Regions from separate parts of the Homo sapiens genome. Here region 2 is linked to region 1. A link is an interaction called in ENCODE POLR2A ChIA-PET data of the cell type or tissue named here. Cell type or tissue: CD4-positive, alpha-beta T cell. All regions are shown on one strand. Links, peaks and the distances in the headings refer to the core of each region. The heading gives the core; the rest is flanking DNA.

Evidence for each region. Peaks named below come from ENCODE experiments on the same cell type or tissue, not always from the same donor. Only the 100,000 strongest peaks of a DNase experiment are listed, where the experiment ranks them.
Region 2: POLR2A ChIA-PET joins it to region 1 with 5 read pairs; 4 of 35 experiments call an interaction of 5 or more read pairs at or near these places.

Annotation. Positions count from the first base shown.
Region 1 is chr18:69,951,862-69,962,653 of GRCh38, reverse strand. It overlaps a transcript of CD226 not described here. Among named protein-coding and RNA genes, the nearest start is that of CD226, 9.4 kb to the right of the region's middle. In CD4-positive, alpha-beta T cell, for the core only: a CTCF peak has its summit at 2,771; DNase peaks (open chromatin) are centred at 2,803, 3,203, 3,973, 5,783 and 2 weaker places; H3K4me3 peaks cover 2,617 bases; H3K27ac peaks cover 4,118 bases.
Region 2 is chr18:69,823,074-69,833,865 of GRCh38, reverse strand. All of the region lies in intron 7 of DOK6 (docking protein 6), which reads right to left. Among named protein-coding and RNA genes, the nearest start is that of CD226, 120 kb to the left of the region's middle. In CD4-positive, alpha-beta T cell, for the core only: no CTCF peak of the experiment used is centred there; no DNase peak of the experiment used is centred there.

The sequences.
Region 1 (10,792 bases), core at 1,955-6,954:
AAGACACTTTGGAGAGTGAAATGCCAGGTTGTTAATAAATACAACAAGGTGTATATTGGACTGGATTCAGGGAGCCCGAGAGATGTGATCTTAACCACATTAGATAACATTGTACCAGATTCAGATTCCAGGGAGGTGCAGCCAATGTGTGGCTGAGGCTGGAGACCCTCCCTCATTCAGGCACCTTGCTAAGGTGGTGGGTTTTGGGGACAGTGACTGTTCTGTAGATGCTAACTAAGCAGTTCAGATATAAGCTACATTGTCCAATTGCAGATGAAAATGTTCTCAGTAAAATATTCTAGAAAGAATATATCTTAATTTAAACAATATGAGGTTTCTGCCATTTTGGAAAATGAAATTTTCTTTAAATAATCTGAGATACAGCAGTATTGAGAGCTCAGGAGGCAAAACAACCTTTTTGACACTGAGAGTGTTAAAAGACCCTCAGTGGACCCCGACAAGAGTGGAGCCCACTGGGCCACGGGTAACATGAGGTGGGGGCTGCCTTCCTGGACGATCAGCTGTGGCCTAGCTGGGATCTGCACTGCCATCAATGTGCTGAGGACTGGAGGTCCCACAGCTAGCCAGGCGTGGAACAGGATTTGAACCCAAGTCTCTCTGCAAAGCTCACACTCTTATACTTACAGGATGGCAGCTCTCGCCCACTTTACTAAGTAGCCACAATGCAGTGTGCAATGTTATCAAATAGTTGCAGCAGAAAGGGATGTGGAATGCAGAGGAGAAAGGCATGAGCTTTGTCAGGGAACTGGGACTGGGGGAAAGAGATAGTGGGTATCTGCAAGTCCCTGTTTGTCCATATAGCTGTACTGCTGGCTGCTGCTTCCTGGTGTCATTTAGAAAAATTCCCAAAGAAGAACTTAGCACTTACCCGGGCCTGATGCTTGAGGTCTGGAGTCCTTAAGGTGTGTGTGTAAGTACTTATTTCCTTGAAACCTTGAGACCCTCAAGAGAGGGGGACTAAAAACAGTGGAGGAAGAAAAGAACAGTGGCCAAGGGAGTCGTGGGTGAAGTTTGCTGGGCCCTTGGCAATGCTAAAACCAGGTAAGAACCAGGGTGTGGATTTCTGCTCCAGGGAGCACCTTTCACAGCAGTTCATCCATTGCTTACTTTCATGGGGATATGTGTGTTGTAAAAGGTCTTCAATGATTGATTGTGCAAACATATAACATTTCCACAATATACTAGGTGAAGACCTTTTTGCAGAGTGCCGTCAATAAGTGCCTCATGAATAGCCATTCATAGCCTGACCTGCTTAATAATGTAAAAGAGTATAAAATTCCAGGTAACTAAAAAAATATTTTTGATGCATTCTCAAAATTGGGTCTTGCCATAGAGGAGCATAGGACATACCTCCATTTATTCAAGACTTCTTTTATTTCCTTTGATAAATTAGCAAATTTCTTTGTTTAAATCCTACAAATTCTTGAGGTACATTCATATATATTCACACAGGCACACAATTATACCTACATATACATACACGTGTAAATTTTGCTGTTCTTTTGGATAGGATATACAATAAAGCTACTGAGTCTTATAAAATTATTTTGCTAGGCAGCTTATTAAATTCTTTTCTGTTTTATTTGACCATGTTCTCTAGGTGGATCACCTACAAATCCTACATTTTAAATAATTTTCAAGGTTTACAGCTCCTATTCCTTTTTAAAATCCATTACATTTAGTTAAAACCTCCAGAATATGTTAAATATTGACAGTGATTGTGGCCATCCTTGTCTTATTTCAAAATTGAATTGAGATTTTTCTAGTGTCTCACTATCAAGGTTGCTGTTAGTTTCTCATAAATTTTCTTTATCATGCTGATGAAATTGTAAAATTGCTGTAAGTCTTTCCCAGGAAAGGATATTTAAAATTATCAAGTATCTGGCCAGGCACAGTGGCTCATGCCTGTAATTCCAGCACTTTGGGAGGCCGAGGCAGGCGGATCACTTGAGGTCAGGAATTCAAGACGAGCCTGGCCAAGAAGGCAAAACCCTGTTTCTACTAAAATTACAAAAATTAGCCATGCGTGTTGGTGCATGCCTGTAATCCCAGCTACTTGGGAGGCTGAGGCAGGAGAATCACTTGAACCCAGGTAGTGGAGGTTGCAGTGAGCCAAGATCGTGTCACTGTGCTCCAGCCTGGGCAATAGAGCAAGCCTCCATCTCAACAACAACAACGAAAATTGTCAAGTATCTTTTTGGCATTTACTGGTTGTGTTCATCATAATTGCCTTTTGTTGCTGGAGGAAACTGAGATGTTTGTTCTGCAGTAGCTCCTGCTTTCTATGTTCAGTTCGTTGCTTCCTTGTGGTCTCGTAGTGTCCTTTAACTCAGTCTTTTATTGCCTGTATTCTTTTTATTTTCTTTTTCTTTTCTTTTCTTTTTTTTTTTTTTAAGATGGAGTCTCGCTCTGTCACCCAGGTTGGAGTGCAGTGGCACAATCTTGGCTCACTACAACCACTGCCTCCCAGGTTCAAGTGGTTCTCGTGCCTCAGCCTCCCAAGTAGCTGGGATTACAGACGTGCACCACCACAACTGGCTAATTTTTGTATTTTTAGTAGAGACGGGGTTTCACCATATTGGCTAGGCTGGTCTCGAACTTCATGTGATCCGCCTGCCTTGGCCTCCCAAAGTGCTGGGATTACAGGTGTGAACCACCGTGCCCAGCCATTGCCTGCATTTTCTATGCACTGCTGGTTACTTCTAGAGGCTTGGCTGCATTCAGGCTCAGCTACTCGGGGAAGAGGACTTCCTAGGTGGCGCTGCTTTCTTCCTGCTGCATCGTGTTGGGAGTCCCTCTCATGCCTGGCTGTGCCATATTTAGCAAGATTACGGCTGATCTGAGGGCTCAGGTATCGTCAGTCAGCAGCACGTTTCATCATAGGGTTCCCCATTAACCTTCCACCTCATGGTTTTAGCATCTATTAACAATTGTCTCCATCTATTATTTTAATAGGGGTTGCAAAATGGTGACTTAAAAAATAACTATGATTGTTTTTTCCACTTAGTAGCTGAATTTTCCTATAAAGAGAAACTCGGGTCACCTTGAATTATAATTTGTACAGGAAAGGCAGAGCAAATGCTTGATTCTTTCTTTCCTTACCCTTTGTTAGAACAGCAAGTTAGTGCCTTGGTGACCTTAGAAAAAAAGAGGAAGGAGGTAGCTGATGCGATGCTGCAACTAGGGATGTGATGACTTTTGCTGTTTCCTGCTTCTGTCAGCAACTGGTAAGGTTGAAGAGTGTCTTTGCTTTAAGTTGTTCAAAAAGCCTTTTGCAAGGGTCATGAAAAAATGTTGGAGAGAGGGCTCTTGTTGATCTCTGAGTGGTAATCTTCATTCTATCTCACTGCTTTCCCTCTTTACGTCCATTTGTTCTGCTGGTTAGAACATTTAGGACATCTGTTCTCTGGAGGGATAGGGCAATTTAATTTGTCTCAGGTTATTTTTATTGTTTGTTTTGTAATTTATTATCGATCATGTGATATTTCAACATTTCCCCTGTTTGCTGAGTAAAATTCTGTAGTTACCATGTTGGGGGAACAATGTTGCATCCTTGGGGCCAAGATACTGGGATGCCTGTGTTTCTTTGGAAATGATTCAAAGCTAAGTCTTGGGTTCTTTGTATTTATTACCATATTTCGAGAGCCTCCAAGAGGAAGCTAAATAAACCAGAGAGGATAAACCTCTACAGAGAAACAACAAAAGGTATCTCCATTGTGCCTCCCTTAAAAATAGCAATAGCTAAATAATAAAAATAAAAAACAAAATAGCAATAGCTTTATTATGGGTGATAAGGAGAAGGATGTGTGTGTGTGTGTGTGTGTGTGTGTGTGTGTGTGTGTGTTTGCCTGTGAACACTGAATTAGGGAGTGACCATGAAAAACTAATTTGGGAAAACCCCCCAGCCTGTATCAATCTGCATTTTGTGAGTCAGGGAGTAAGCAAAAGATACTTTCAAGCTAGGTCCCTGTAGGTATGAGCAGCAGCTACTGTCACGATAGATAGGATTTGCATTCACCCTATTGTGAACCACGTGGGTAGACGGTGACTGTTTCAGCCGATGTGTGAGGTTCACTTCAGGGCCCACTGAATAATTTTGAGGAAGAGTTTTGACTCAAAAGAAAACTTGTCTTTGGGTGTGTCCTGCAAAAATCAGTGGGTGTTTTGGGTCAAGACTGTTTTTGTCTTTTTCCTTGAGAAAATCGAAAATTGAGGCAAAAAAGCAGCCCCAACGATGGCAGATTGGAAACAAGATGGAATTGGGATTGTGATCACAATATGGAAACCTTACAGATGGAAGTCATTGCATGGCTTCGTCCTATTCTACAAGTGCTGACTGAGCACCTGGCATGGTCAAGGGCCCTGTGCAAGGATCTGATAGAGCAGGGATAAGAGACTTTACCTGGGCCTGGAAGTGCCTGTCAGGCTCTAGTAAAAAATGCAGCGAGTGAATAGGCATAATAGGATGTGGCAAGTATTTCAGTGAGGACATATTTGGGGTTCTCAGGAAACTCACAGGACAGATGTGGGCCCCAGGGAGAGTATAAGATACATTGGAGCTGAGACCTGCTGGATGGGAGAGGGATAAGAGGTGAGGAAACTCCACGTGCAAAGGCCCTGCCCCATTAGAGCATTGTCCTCAAATTACACAATGTAAGTTGGATGAGCAATAAAGGCTAGGAGTGAGCAGAAGACTTATAAGACATAACACTGGGAAAATGGCAGTCATCAATGACGCAGGCCTTGCAAGTCAGTAAGACATTTGGATATTCTCTTGGGGACAGTGAGGCATTGAAGGGAGTGACGAGAGTCAGGCAGGTGTTTGAGAAGGCTACTCTGGCTACCTCTGGCCCACAATAAGTCTTAGTAAACACTTGTGTCTTGAGAGGCAGTATTGCACTTTCTTCTCCCTTGCTTTCGTATATGCGGTGGTCCAGCAGAAGAGACCAGTCCTGTACCTGCGATGCATAATTAAATGTGCAGGGTAGGGCAGCCCCATGAGTGCCTTCTCACCTGTCAAACGTCCTTCCTTCCTAGTCTTTCTATGAATTTTACACACTAAAGCCTCAGCCACAATCCTTCATGGTGGTTTAACCAGCAGGGAACCTCCATAACCTAATAAATCAAAGGAATCAATAAAACTAACGTTGCCATGGCCTGGTGCAGCAAAAAACCTAGTGTTTCTAAGAGACAAAAGCTGCTAAACATGCAGGGTTCGTTCTCAGGAAACACCGACTTGTGTACTTTTTCTGTCGGAGAATGGGAGACAAAGAAAAAAAAAAGAGTATCTAGAAAGTAAGACCGAAACATACTTAGATATGGGCAGAGATAAGGAAGCCTCTTGACTTAAAAAGAGGGCTGAATCTAATGTGCTTTGATTGGCAGGAAAAAACACGAGGAAGAAAAGGCAAAGAAACAAACTGATTTCGGCGGGGAGTGTAGTTTCTATTTAGAGCTAGAACAAAGGAGAAGTGCGTCCTTTCAAATTATAGATTCTTTGGGGGAAAAGAGGGACAGAACTTTATCTGAGTTTGGAATGAGTCTGAGTAGCTGCAATAGTAAAGTTGCTTCCAGAAGCAGGTAAACTTGACTTCAAAAAACCCCGCTTCATGAAATATTAGTGATTCACTTCAGTTGCTATCTGAGGAAGTTCTGGTAGAGAGAAGAGCTCAAGAGCATGGGCAGAGTCAGCTCCTGAGTGGGCTGAACGCTCCCCTCAGCTCCTGCAGTGCTAATTAAGGGAGGGAGCAGCGGGGAGCTTGCAGTGACCAAGAGGGTGTTGAGGCTAGGAGGCCACGATAAACAGGATACGATAAAAGTCCTTAACCAAGACGCAGATGGGAAGAAGCGTTAGAGCGAGCAGCACTCACATCTCAAGGTTAGTAACCTTCTCAGAAAAAAGACTGGATGTGTCTGAGCTCAACTTTTTAAATGAATCGTGTGCGAAAGGGTGGGGGCTGCCAGTGAAACCATGGCAAGTTGATGCAGCAGGACAAGAGAGTTGCCGGAAAAAGCTGGAGTAAGTTAAGTGCTCGGTGTTCTGTGAACTGTTAGTTTAATGAGGGGTGCAGTTTGTAGTAAAAGGGTGCCAGTTAAGTACTTTTTCTCAGTCTGTCTCTAGAATTGTATTTATAATAGATCTGATCGTAAAGTTCTTGAGAATAAGAAAACTGAGCTAATTTTACCGGCATCTGGTCTGTCAAGCTTAAATCTTCCTTCTCTCCAGCAAGACTGAACAAGGATGAACTTAAATAATAAATGTCCATGATCCAAAGATTTATTATCCTACTCAAGGGTTGGGAAACTTTTTCTGTAAAGGGCCAGATAGTTAATATTTACAGCTTTGTGGGCCGTGTGGTGTCTGTCAGTTGTGACCTAACACCTCTTGGTTCCAGCATTGCAGCACAAAAACAGCGGTGGATGGTATGTAACCAAGTGAGCATGGCTGTCTCCAACCAAACTGTTTATGGAAATCAGTGGGCTGCGCCCAGCCCTCAGGCCATAGTTTCAGAACCCTGTCTTAGAGGATCCCTGCTGAACCCCAACTGGAGTCTTTGCGTTGACTGGAAGTGGGGTTCTACTGGTCACTCAGCAGTAGCCTCACTCCTGGGGACATGTGTATGACTTGCCAAGGTTCTAAGGGTATCGTGGTCTAGAGGAGACCATGTGGCCCACATTGGAAAGGTTCTCTTAATGAGATTATTTGAGGAAGGGAGCAGAAACCCAGACTATTGTGTTCCTGAGGAAATTTTTTTTTTTTTTTTTTTTTTGAGATGGAGTCTCGCTCCTTTGCCCAGGCTGGAGTGCAGTGGTGCGATGTCGGCTCACTGCAAGCTCTGCCTCCTGGGTTCACGCCATTCTCCTGCCTCAGCCTCCTGAGTAGCTGGGACTACAGGTGCCCGCTACCACACCCGGCTAATTTTTTGTATTTTTAGCAGAGACGTGGTTTCACCGTGTTAGCCACGATGGTCTCGATCTCCTGACCTCATGATCCGCCCGCCTCGGCCTTCACTTTGGGATTACAGGCGTGAGCCACCGCACCCGGCCTCCTGTGGAAATCTTACTGGAAGTATGAGCCTCTTAACAGCTGGGGCATCCCAGCAGAAGGCAGGCAAACCCTCGCATCTGAGAAGGAGTGGAGGGAGCAAACGACCTCTCACACTATAATCTTCCCAGCCCCAGTCACTTGTTCTGAGTTTAGCTAGATTTTCTGTTCACAGTCCTCTGCTTTCCAGCATGTGAATAGTTTTCCAAGCAAGTGTCGAAAGGTATCAGAGCAGATTCTCCATCACACACATCAGGTGTTTTTGCATAAACTGGGGAAGGTGGGGTCATTGAGTAGACACTAGGAGACTCCTCCCAATGCTCAGAAACCATAGAGACATCTGGGGAAGCAGGACATATTGTAGGTAGCAGAAACAATGAAACTGAGGTGACAGGGAAGGTTCTACCTGGGTGGACAGCCTACAGGAAGAAGAACAGTGTGGCTGAAGAGTGTTCCCCGTCCCCACCCACCCAGGCCACCTAGGAGTCTGCATTCAGAGGCAAGCTTGTGAGATGAATTCATGCTCATGTGGTTAGCTGAGACATTTTTAATAGTAGAGAAATCCAGTAATATTTTGATTAATGACTTCCTTGAGGACAAAGCTCTTTTATACAGACAGCTCTATTAGAAAAAAAACCTCAAGCCAAAATCCCTTCATAAATCATGCAAAAAATGGCTGCTGACACAACAAAAATAGCTCAAGCGCTGTCTCTATTTGTCTTTGGTTAGATGTTGATAAATAGGGCTCATCTCTAGCAAAGTCGTAACAGCTGGACTTTGTCTTCAGCTGCAAGTCTTTCTGCCCCTTTCATTCGAATCTGTGACCTCTAGGACCCTCAATTCCAGGGTGCAAATACACAAGTTCTCTTCATCTCTTGACTAGTTGGCTCTGGATGCCTTGGGAATAAGGAGTTCCTACAAGTTATTACCAGTTAGTACCCCTTTTCCAGTCCTCCTCCCATGAACCTCATTTCTTTATCCTGGGTGAGGAAGTTCACTTTGGGCCTGATCATAGAAACCACCGAGAGTGGATGATGCTAGGTTTCATCTCATTTCCTTTAGGATTTGAGGCAGCACGGTGTTGCAGATGCCTGCTTGGCCCTCAGCCCTTCTACCTCTCTACCTGCACCTCTACCCCACTTTACCCAACCCTGACCCCTCCCTCAGAAAATAGATATGTTTTGGCATTTGTTTAATAAGCACATAATGATTTTTAAAAATATCTTAAATCATTTATCTGACAACCTCGACTATCATGATCTTTTGCATTATTGATTTCCAGCTGTTATCACAAAGTTGTGACAGAGTGTGTCTGTGGACTCTATGCTTAGACTGTACTATGCTAATGTACTGTATTCTTAGAATGTACTTGGCATCTTTGGACCGGGGTGGTTGGGGGATCAAATGAAATCAATTAATACGTGGCCAACAGCAAGATGGGGTGGCCTCATTCATTGGTAAGACCTGGGGTGAATGTGGACTCATACTATTCACTAGTAACAATTTTTAAAAATTGAGGTGAAATTCACATAACATTGTTCACCTAAGATTTAGTCAACATAAGATTAAACTTTTTTTTTTTTTTTTTGAAACGGAGTCTTGCTCTGTTGACCTGGCTGGAGTGCAGTGGCACAATCTCAGCTCACTGCAACCTCCACCTCCTGGGTTCAAGCGATTCTCCTGTCTCAGCCTCCCAAGTAGCTGGGATTACAGTTGCGCACCACCACGCACAGCTAATTTTTGTATTTTTAGTAGAGTCGGGGTTTCACCATGTTGGCCAGGCTGGTTTTGAATTCCTGACCTCAAGCAATCCACCTGCCTTGGCCTCCCAAAGTACTGGGATTACAGGTGTGAGCCACCACACCAGGTCAAGATTAAATATTTTAAAATATACAGTTCAGTGGTATTTAGTACATCCACAGTGTTCTGTGATGACCGCTTTTATCAGATTCCAAAACATTTTCATCATTTTAAAGAAAACCCCATACCTTAAACAGTCACTCCCTATTCCCTCCTTCCAACAGTCAATCAATTGGCAAATCACCAATCTGCTTTCCATCTCCATGGATTTAACTATCTGGATATTTCATATAAATGGATTCTTACAAAATGTGGCCTTTTGTTTCTGCATTCTTTGACTTAGCATAATGTTATCAAGGCTTATTCATGTTGTAGCATGCATTAGCCCTTCATTCCTTTTTATGGCTGAGTAATATTCCATTGTATGGATTTGATCACAATTTGTTCATTCATTCATTCACCTGTTGGCAGACGCTTGGATCGTTACCACCTTCTGGCTTTTGTGAATAATGCTGCTGTAAACATTGGTCTACAAATATTGGTTTGAGTATATTCTTTTGAGTATATACCTAGGAATAAAACTTCTGGGTCATACAGTAATCCTGTTGAACGTTTTGAAGAATCTCTAAACTGTTCTTCACAGCAGCTGCATCATTTTACATTTCTTTACAACGCTTGTGCAACAGTACACAAGGGTTCGAATTTCTCCACATTTTCCCTAACATATTAATTTTTCTCTTTTTGATTATGTCCATCCTAGTAGATATAAAGTGAGTTCTCATTGTGGTTCTTATTTGTGTTTCCTTATTGACTGATAATGTTGAGCATCTTTTGGAGAAAAATGTCTATTCAAGTACTTTGCCCATTTGAAAATTGGGTTGTTTCTTTTATGTTAAAGTGTGAGAGTTCCTTATATATTATGGATATTAGACCATAATCAGATAGATTATTTGCAAATATTTGCTTGCATTCTGTAGGGTGACTTTTCACTTTCTTGAAAATGTCCTTTGATGCACAAAAGTTTTTAATTTTAGTAAGTCCAATTTATTTTTTTCTTTTGTTGCCCATAGGTTTGCTGTCATGTCTAAGAATCCGTTGACAACTTCCAGGTCTTAAAAATTTACCCCTGTGCTTATTCTAAGATTTCTACAGTCTGAGGTCTTATATTTAGGTCAACCCATTTTGAGTTAATTTTTGTGTTTCACGGAGGTAGGGATCCAATTTCATGCTTTTGCATGTGGCTATCCAGTTGTCCCAGGACCATTTATTGAAGAAGCTATTCTTTCCCCACTCAGTGGGGTTGGCACCTTGTTGAATATCAATTGTTCATAGATGTATGGGCTTATTATTATTTTTATTTGTATAAATTCAAGGGGTACAAGGGCAGTTTTGTACAAGGGCAGTTTTATTATGTAGTGGTGAAGTCTGGACTTTTAATATAACCATCACCTGAATAATATATGTTGTACACATTAAGTAATTTCTATCCCTCACCCCTTTCTACTCTCCCATTCTTCCAAGTCTCCAGTGTCCATTATTGCATACTGTATGTCCATGGGTACACATTATTTTGCTCCCATTTATAAGTGAGAACATGTGGTTTTTGAGTTTCTGTGTCTGAGTTGTTTCATTTAATATAATGGCTTCCCGGTCTATCTATGTTGCTGCAAAAGACATGATTTCATTCTTTTTAGGGCTGTGTAGTATTCCATTGTGGATATATACCACAGTTTCTTTATCTAACCCTTCATTGATGGGCACTTAGGTTGATTCCATATCTTGGTTATTGTGAATAGTGCTGCAATAAACATATAAGGGCAGGTATATTTTTAATATAATGATTTCTTTTCCTTTGGGTAGATACCCTGTAGTGAGACTGCCGGATCTAATGGTAATTCTATTTTTAGTTCTTTGAGGAACTGCCAT
Region 2 (10,792 bases), core at 2,610-7,609, 130 kb after region 1:
AGATGATATCCCATTGTAGTTGTGATCTGCATTTCTCTAATGATTAGTTATGTTGAGCTTTTATATCTACATATCTGTTTGCCACTTGTATATCTTATTTTGAGAAATGTCTATTCAGGAGTTTGCTTATTTTTACATTTTGCTTTTTTTTGCTACTGAGTTGTTTGAGTTATTTATATATTCTGGTTATTAATACCTAGTCAAATCAATAGTTTAGGAATATCTTCTCCCATTCTTTAGGTCGTCTCATTTATTTGTTAGCTTTTTTTCCTTTGCTGTGCAGAAGCTTTTTAGCATGATGTAATACCATTTGTCTATTTTGCTTTTGTTTCCTGTGCTTTTGTGGTCTTACTCCCCAAAATCTTTGTCCAGACCAATGTCCTGTAGCATTTCCCCAATATTTTCTTTTAATAGTCTGAAGTTTTAGGTATTACATTTAAATCTTTACTCCATTTTGAGTTTATTTTTATATGTGGTGAAAGATGGGACTCTAGTTTAATTCTGTGTATAAATAACCAGTTTTCTCAGCACCATTTATTAAGCAGACTGTCCTTTCTTTAAGGTATGTTCTCAGCATCTTTGTTAAAAATGAGTTGGCTGTAAGCACGTGGATTTATGTCTGGGTCCTCAACTCTTTCCATTGTTCTGTGTTTCTGTTTTTTGCCAGTACCATGCTGTTTTTGTTACTATACCATTGTAGTTTAATTTGAATTGGGATACTGTGATGTCTCCAGCTTTGTTCTTTTTGCTCAGGATAGCTTTCGTTATTTGGGGTCTTTTGTGGTACCGTGTGAATTTTAGAATTGTCTTTTCTACTTCTGTGAAGAATGTTATTGGTATTTTGATAGGGATTGCATCGAATCTGTAGATTGCTTTGGGTAGTATGGACATTTTAACAATGTTTATTCTTCCAATCCATGAACATGGAATATCTTTCCATTTTTTTGTACTCTTCAATTTCTTTCATCAGTATTTTATATTGTCCCTTGTTGTAAAGATGTTCACTTCTCTGGTTAAATTTATTCTTAGGTATTATATTTGTATTAATAGCTATTGTAAATGAAATTGTTTTCTTTATATTTTGTAGCCATTGTAAATGAAATTGCTGTCTTTATTTTTTTTTCAGATTGTTCGCTGTTAGTGTATAGAAACACTACTGACAGGCCATAATGAATAATGAGATTGAAGGAGTAATAAAAGTCTTCCACCAAAGAAAAGCCCAGGACCTAGTGGAATCACTGCCAACCTTTGCCTATCAGTAATACCAGTTTCACTTAAACTATTTCAAAAAATTGAAGAGGAGATAATACTTCCAAACCTACTCTATGAGGCAAGTATGACTCTGATACTAAAACCAGAAAAATATAGAAAAAAAGAGAAAACTACAGGCCAATATCTCTGATGAACATAGATTCAAAAATTCTCAACAAAATAGTAGCAAATAGAATTAAACAACACATTAAAGAGATCATTCACCTTAATCAAGTGGGATTCATCCTCAGGATACAAGGATGGTTTAACAATCAATAAACATGATACATTACATCAACAAAATCAAGGACTAAAACTAAAACTAGATCATTTTAATAGATGCTATAGAAGCACTTGATAAAGTTCTACATTGCTTCATTATGAAAACCCTCAAAGAATTGGGTATAGAGGGAACATATCTCAACCAAATAAGGGCTATTTTTTACAAACCCACAGCTAGTATCATACTGAATGGGGAAAAATTGAAAGCCTTTCCACTAAGAACTGGAACAAAACAAGAATGCCCACTTTTACCACTTTTATTCAACATAGTACCAGAAGCCCTAGTCAGAGCAATTACGCAAAAGAAAGAAAGGGCATCCAAATTGTAAAAGAAGTCAAATTATCCTTGTTTGAAGTTGTTATGATCTCATATTTAGAAAAATCTAGAGACTCCACTAAAAAACTCTTAGAGGTGGTACATAAATTTACTAAAGTTGCAGGATACAAAATCAATATACCATATATTAATTATGCTTAGCAATACTAGGACTTATTGCCAACATCTTTTCTATAAACTGTATCTGAATTTTACTCAATTTGTTTTAATTATAAGTCAAACCAGACTAGTATGGTTATGATTTGATCACTGTGCTCTCCTAGAGTGCTTCTGAAATTCCTTTGGAGATCTCAGGGTCTCAGTAGCTTCATGACCTTAAGTAGATTTGTTGGGGGTGTCCAGGCTCATATTCAGCACATTTGAGAAATGGGGAATGAAGATCAATGGTTTCAATCCATAAAGACAGTGATGTAGAAAAGCCATAATATAATAACCACTGTTCATTGAGCATGTATTTCATGTAGATCCAGTGCTAAGTACCTTAGAAATCATATTTTAAAAATCCTCATATCAACTCTGTACAGTGAGATTGCATATTGTGATGGCTTTTATGTGTCAGCAGGAATGGGTTAAAGAATGCCCAGATAGCTGGTGAAACATTATTTCTGAGTGTGTCTGTGTAGGTATTTGAGGGCAGGTTAGCATCTGAATCAGTAGACTAAGAAAAGAAAATCTGCCCTCACCAATATGGGCGGGCATCATCCAGTCCATTTGGATAGAACAGAAAGAGGAGGAATGGCACATTTTCTCACTGTTTGAGCTGGAACATCCATCTTCTTCTGCCCTCAGACATCAGAGCTCCAGGCCTTTGGACTATGGGACCTACACCATTGGCTTTCCTGGTTCTCAGGCCTTCAGACTTGGACTGTGTCTCACTTCTGGCTCTTTTGGGTCTCCAGCTTGCAGATGGCAGATCATGGAACTTCCTGGCCTCCATAATAAGGTGAGCCAATTCCCATAATAGATCTCCTCTTATATATCTATATGTATCCTACTGGTTCTATTTCTCTGGAAAACCCTTACTCATACACATATCTTCATTTTACATGTGGAAAAAAAATAAATTAGAAGCTCAGAGGTATTTAACAACTTGCCAAGCTGGATAGTGCAGAAGAAGTCAGACCTAGGTTTCCTGGAAACAGAAGCCAAAGCATTGCCCTGAACATGTTCTCCTTTTCCTTATAGAAGTTCTTTAAACACATGGGTCACTTTAGGATACAGTACAGCTTCAGAGAAGAAGTAATGTCAATTTTCACAACTCAATGCCTTAAGACTTGATTCACGTTCCTTCAAAATTGTGAAGTGTGTTGCTGAATAACAAAAAACAATTCAAACAGGTAAAGCTATGTCTTAGTCTGCTGGGGCTGCCATAATAAAATGCCACAGACTGGGTAGCTTCAGCCACATTTATTTTCTCAAAGTTTTATAGGCTGGAAGTCCAAGATCAAGGTGTTGGCAGGGTTGCTTTCTTCTGAGGCCTCTTTCCTTGGTTTGCAGATGGCCATCTTTGTGCTGTGTCCTCACACGGCCTTTCCTCTGTGTGTGAGCATGTCAGTTGTCCTAATCTCCTTTTCTTATAAGAACACCAGTTGTATCAGATGAGGTTCTACCCATATGATCTCATTTTACCTTACTTATCTCTTCAAAGATCTTATCTTTAAATACAGTTGTATGTGGGTTTAGGGAGTCAACCTATGTATTTTTGGGGGGATAAAGTCAGTCTATAACAAGCTATAAAAATCAAAATGAATCAGGAGACATTAATTCATAACATCTTTTCTTTTTCTAGGGACTTTTTTTCTTCCAGCTTCATTGAGGTATAATTGGTAACAAAAACTGAACATAATTAATGTACATAATTTAGTGGGTTTGGACGTTGGAACAATTATTTTCTTGGCCTTTTTTCTGGAAGGTATTTGCACTTGTTTGTGAAATTATATAATTTGGCTTAAAATTACATACAATGATTAAATATGGCATGTAATTTCTGATTCTTCAAATTGTCAAAAAAATTAGTTTTAATTTAATGGCTGTTATATGTCACTAGGTTTCTGACATAAACTGTCAAATTGCATTGCACTAATTTACATTCCCACCTAACGGATATAAAAGTACTTTCTTTCTTAACATTAGATATGAATATTATTAGATTTTTAAAAATCTTTTTTCCAAGTTGAATACAAAAAACTACATCTCATTGTTTTGTTAATTTCTTTTTTTTTTTCCTATAGAAAGTATTTCATTTCTCGTGGTCAAATCTGTCTTTGTGTTTTCTGGGTTTTGTGTCTTGATAACAAGTCTTTCTTCATTGCAGTAATATTAAAATATTTTCTCCTACTTTCTTCTTAATACTTTCATAAATTTCTTCTAACTTTAGCTCTTTAATTCATTGGGAATTTATCTTGGCTCTCACTCTAAATTAAGGACTCCTATATTGTGTAATGGTTAATAGTATAAACTCTAAAAGAAGACTACTTGGTTTGACTTCCAGCTCCACTACTTACCAGCTGGGTGACATCCAGAAAGTTCTTTACTCTTTCCCTCAAGTTCCTCAGCTGTACAATGGCAATCATAATAGTTTCTACTAATAGAATCATGTATTAAATGAGTTAGTACATAATGGTGCAGGATAATATTAGATAACAATAGTGTTAGTTTTTGTCTGGTTTAGAATTTTTAGAAACTTCTCTTTGTTTCCAGTGTTTTAAGCTTCAGGATGAAAAGCTGTATTTTTTTTTTTTAATTAAGGAACCAAAGTCTCTCATTTCCAAGAAATATTTAGAATTATTAAAATAATTTCCTGTTAATTATTTCCTTCCATTTCTCTGTTTTCTCTCCCTCTTTTCCACCTCTGTTCTCTTTTTCTGGATCATTTCTTAATTATATGTTCAAGTGGTGTACTGATCTGGTACTTTTCTAATCTTGTCTATTTTCACTCTCCTTTTTGCTGCTTTACTATGTGGGAGATTTGTGATTTCCTTAACCTCATCTTTGAGATTTACAGAATTAAAAAACATTCTATTACCCAAATGTTAATTTATAAAGGCTTTTATTCCCCTTCTCCCTTCACTCTCTCCTTTCTCTAACATACATACTATATATATATATATACACATAAATGTATTGCTATTAATAATGGGACTTTCATCTCAAAGCTTGGTTCTTTTTTGTTTATCTCATAAGTGGATATGCAACTATTCTTTACTTATATCTTTAAACCTTAGATAGAAATATTTGAGTGGGAAAACTGCCTATCATTTAATTTTATGTAGTGCTCAGCCCACAGTTATAAAAAGACTGGTAGGTTAACAGCAATATCCAAACACTAAAATATAGTGAATATAATGTAGTTTATAATAATTTGATTTGTCTTGAAGATGGTTTAATTTGATTCAAATAGAATTATATTTTCATAGCTATTTTATAAATTCTCCATAATAAAAATAGTCTTATGTCTCTTATTTTAGTCAATGTAGCATTCATTTGTTTCTGTTGCTTGCATTTAATTTCTCTTGTATTTTAATTATTGTAATTACCTAGTGAGATATTAATTTTCTACAACTGCGATCTCTTTGCAAAGCTTAGATGAATTCTTTACCATTAGCAAATAGATAATTCATTTGAATAATTATGAAGTTTATAAGCAATCTGTGACAGCCAGTAAAATGGTAAATGTTAAAATGGCATAATCTAAGTGAAAACATTATATAAAGACTGGAGAATACATGAAATAAAAATTCACTAATGTTGATTAACAAGAGGAATGGGAAAATATAATGAAAAATTCAGGTATTTAGTTTTTAAACTATAAATATTTCATTGCTATCTTCAAAGTCTCAGTCATAAAGAATATTATATTAAAGTATCTTTGTTTTAATTTCTGAACATATTATTAGAGAGTTTTAATAATCAAGGAACTACTTAGGATGATGAAGTACAGTATTCCCGGTTTAGATAGAGATCTGAACCATAAAGTGAGCTATTTAAAGAAATTTACTGAAACACCATATTAATGTCCTACAAATCAATAACAAGAATAATACATGTAAGTTTATAGTTCTTAAAACGATATATTAAGAAAAAACTTGAAAATTTTGCTACATTTCTTTTCTAAAAATTTAAATGAATGCAAGAAAACACATTTTCATGAGAATGAGACTTCTCTGCGCAATATATACTTAAAGATTTGTTACAAAAGAAATAGTATAGACAAAATTATTGAATGTTACGTACATTTACAGAGGAGTCAGTATGCAGAAAGCTCAGGCTACATATAAGAAACATCATGAAATTATTTAAAATTTACTATCTGGCATTCATATAATGTAGCACAATTTTATTCTGTGGTGGATACAGGGTTAAGCTTGCATTTAGTCCAAGGGCTTTTGAAATGACTTCGACGATATGTGTTAAAAAAATTTGCTTAACTTGATAAAGATCTGAATTTTCATCTTACTTTCTAGAAGTTTGATATGTAATTATCAAAATGAATTACCAAAGAAGAAGTTTGCCTAGGGCTTTTCTTTCTGATAACTGATTAGATTAATTTTTCAGAGATCTGGGAAGCATTCTGATCATCAGGAACAAAATTTTGACTTTCATATTTGTAAATATTCCCTTTGTCACTCTTATAAGGCTACAATGTCCAAATGGTCATGGCTTTAAAACTTTTTATGTTTCATCATTATGAATTATACCCAAATCCAAATGGCAAGTAGTAGCAGATGAGATTGGGAATGGAGAGGGAATCAGTCATGGAAAGTTTGTTATACTCTACCAAACAGATTGGATAATTTTTTCTAATAGGTGATAGGAAGCTTTGAATGATTTTAAGAAAGTGAGTGATTGGATCAGATTTATGGTTTGGAAGCTCATTCAATGGGACTACCAAGTAGCTGCTTTCAACTCTGTTTCCACTATACTATATCTGATGAGTAACAATTTATCCCTAGATCAAACAATTGTTTTTATGCAAGACTAGTACAGAGATTAAAAAGAAGCTTCTGGTTTTATTTGCATTTCCCAAGGTTTAGTAACAATTCCCCATTTTCTGCAGCAAATTATAATCCTCTAGCATCCAATAGGAGAGTTGAGAATTGTGGATACAGATCTATATAAGAATGGGACCAGAAGGGGTGGGTATGATAGGGAATTGAGAAAGTTTATTCTTACTGAGAAAAATCTATAATTATTTATTACAGTTAAGTTCATGATTCTAAGGTCTGCATTATACAATGAATAAACCATGCAATAATTTCAGAGCCTAGAAATCTGAAATCTAAATAACTTTCTAGTTAGTAACACCTACTGGACTGGATATTGCAATATGTTTCTACTAGTATTGTAACCATCCCAATAGAAAGTAAGAGATCAGAGATTCATGAAAATGGAGTCAAGATTGTAGGAGAAAGAAGGAATTTTCTTGACATTCCTCATGTTTTAGGAGAACACTTTTCTAGGTGGGTTTAGCAACCCTTATTAGCCATAGTACCACTCTGCCAGTGGGCAGCAATAAAAATTGTCATCTTAACCCCTTATTAGTCTTTAATGTATTAATTGGAAGAATATATTTGAGATATATTTTTATGAATTATTTTTCATATTAAATACTAATGTTTTTGGCTAAAGAAATGTACGTTCAGAGTAACTGCTACTTTACAATATTCTGGTCCATGTTCTGATGGAACTGAAAACCTGCAGGATATGGAAAAGGCTGAGAGTACAGATGCCAAGGCCAGTCCTAGCACTTACCAGCTTACTTTGGGTCAAATATAATCACATATCAAGTAGCAGAGTGTTAGGCTCATGATAATACTGAAAGCTTAGTGAGCACTAGCAGTGTCAGACATCCCATTTATGTCAATTTACTTAATAGACCTGATAGGCCTACAGGAGAGGTGCTCTTATCCTCATTCTTAGATGAGGACACTGAAGTACACAGACAGTAATGGTGGAACTCAGGCTACCAGCTCAAAACTCTTCACTGACCTCCAAAATGTTAACACTGCCATACAGCACAGTGATTGGGGAAAAGGACAATATTTTGCAAATAAAAGCATATTTTACAGGCAAAGGTGCAAGGCAAGCATCATGCTTTTTTTTTTTAATGCCACACTGTTACAAGATTTTCAAAAGAGCACAGCATAATCTGAATTATTTGTATTTTGTATGTACTTGACTATGAGAATATTTTTTCCCAAACATTTGTTATCTCTTTACGTTTTACTTTCGTTTCATAATTGTGAAAGTCAGAAACATTAGTGTTTCTGTTTTATTTTATGAGTAATAATCATTTAATAGAATAGAAAGTTAAATCTTGAATAGAAGTTATGATTGATCGAGACCATCCTGGCTAACACGGTGAAACCCCGTCTCTACTAAAAAATACAAAAAAATTAGCCGGGCGTGGTGGTGGGCACCTGTAGTCCCAGCTACTCGGGAGACTGAGGCAGGAGAATAGCATGCCCAGGAGGCAGAGGTTGCAGTGAGCCGAGATCGTGCCACTGCATTCCAGTCTGGGTGACAGAGCAAGACTCCGTCTCAAAAAAAAAAAAAAAAAAAAAAAAAAGAAGTTATGATTGATAAACCGTTTGCAATGTTCTTGGATTCTTGGATTACATTGGTGACAATGGGTTGGCTAATGTTCCTAAATTCACTCTGTGCTCTCACTACTGCAGTAGAAGATAAGAGTATTTTAATGTAAACCATTTATGTTTCCATAATTAATAACATTGACTTAATGCAAATTGGTAAGTCACATAAATTAAGTTTTTCTAAATCTTACTAAATCAAAGACAGAAACAGTTTATGTTTGTTCGAGTCTTTTTGTCTCTAAGCCTGCACACAAGTCTCTATACCTCTATCAAATTTGAAAAAAACTTCCTGTACTGGGAAATTTGGGTAGCTCTTTGGAGAAACATATTAGTTTATGTTCTCTCTCTACATTATAGATGAAAAGAAATTACAAAGACCTTGAGAAATAAGGAAGTAGATAAGCATTAAGTAACACTAGAAAGAAATTTAGAAAAATAGTTTGAATTGTGAGATTTTTCTAAGTACAAAAGCAGTTGAAGTTGAAATGAATGATCATTTGTAATTTTTCAAGACTAAGACTAAAAGAATCATACCCTGGATATGACTCCTCTCAGTCTTCACTTCATTCAGTCCTGCGGAGCCGCAATTTAAAGTGGCTTTCTCAGGACAGGGCGGTACCAATCTCCTTTAATAAATACCATTTGGGTGTTCATTAACACTTCAGCCTGGATTCACAAGGGGTCATGACAGTGAATGGGTTTGAAGTGGTTTGTAAACGATTTTTGTTAAAAATTTGAAGGACACTGGGTGCAGTGGCTAACACTTGTAATCCTAGCACTTTGGGAGGCCAAGGTGGGAGGATCACTTGAGCTTAGGAGTTTGAAACCAGCCTGGGCAACATGGTGAGACCTCATCTCTACAAAAAATACAGGAATTAGTTGGCATGGTGGCACGTGCCTTGGTTTCAGCTACTTGGGAAGCTCAGGCAGGAGGATTGCTTGAGCGCAGGAGGATTGCTTGAGCCCAGGAGGAGGTTGAGGCTGCAGTGAGCTGAGACACCACTGCACTCCAGCCTGGGCAACAGAGTGAGACCCTGTCTCAAAAAATTTTTTTTTTTTGTAAAAACCATCATTCTTAGCAAACTATCGCAAGGACAAAAAACCAAACACCGCATGTTCTCATCCATAGGTGGGAATTAAACAATGAGAACACATGGACACAGGAAGGGGAACATCACACACCGGGGCCTGTTGTGGGGTGGGGGGAGGGGGGAGGGATAGCATTAGGAGATATACCTAATGTTAAATGACGAGTTAATGGGTGCAGCACACCAACATGGCACATGTATACATATGTAACTAACCTGCACGTTGTGCACATGTACCCTAAAACTTAAAGTATAATTTTTAAAAAAAAAGAAAAATAACTACTATAACAAGGCTGTCTGATGTAAGTTTCTGTTTGCTTTTTTTGGAACACATACCACACACAGGTCAGGTTGGTAGCACTATCATCTAATGATTATAACTTTTGATCTTCAAACACGTAAGTTTCTGACTTGTGCAAATGAAATACAAATTGTATTTTTAGAGTAAATGCTATTTTTTTTGTAGACAGTTCTTTCCAAATATAAATCCTATGAAATGATCATAGAAGAACCTTGATAGAGATGAGAGAAGCAACTCAAACGGGTCTCAGGGGAGCTAAAAGTACAGAGTCATAGAAGGAAGGCACCAGGAAGATGCTGATATAAGAGAATGGAGAATACCCCTGCTTCACAATTAATTCCTTTGTCTTTAAAATACACACACACACACACACACACACACACACACAAACACACACACTTCTCCTTCTCCTAAGGACTCTTTGTGGTTTGAAATGTGCTTCTCCAGCCTCAGCTTTCCAGTACCATCCTGACACCCTCTGCTCTAATGGCCCTCTTAGAAACTACACATAGTTTCCAGAGAAAGCAGGCTCTCTGAGCTGTGGCATGGGCTTCTTTCTTTACTAGGAATGCTCGCCCTCACACTCATCTGAACTTCAACTCCTACCATGCTAATTACCATTTTTTCTTTAAGAATTTATCTAGGAAGGCTTACACGCTCTTCCCCACCATCCTGCCCAACCTGAGTTGGAAGCCACTTCACTCTGTCTGTTAGCATCCTCTGCATACCTCTATTTCATCTCTCATCTCCTTGCTTTTGTCTCTCCTCTATAAGATTATACTGAGTTGAGAAGAGGAAGCTTATTTACTTTTGTGTCTTTGGAGCCTTGTGAAATGCCAGGCACACAGCAGGCACTCAATAAATATTAATGAGTAAAATTATGAAAAATGGATGCAGCAGCTCACTCCTGTGTACACAGATAGAGTGGAACACAAAATGA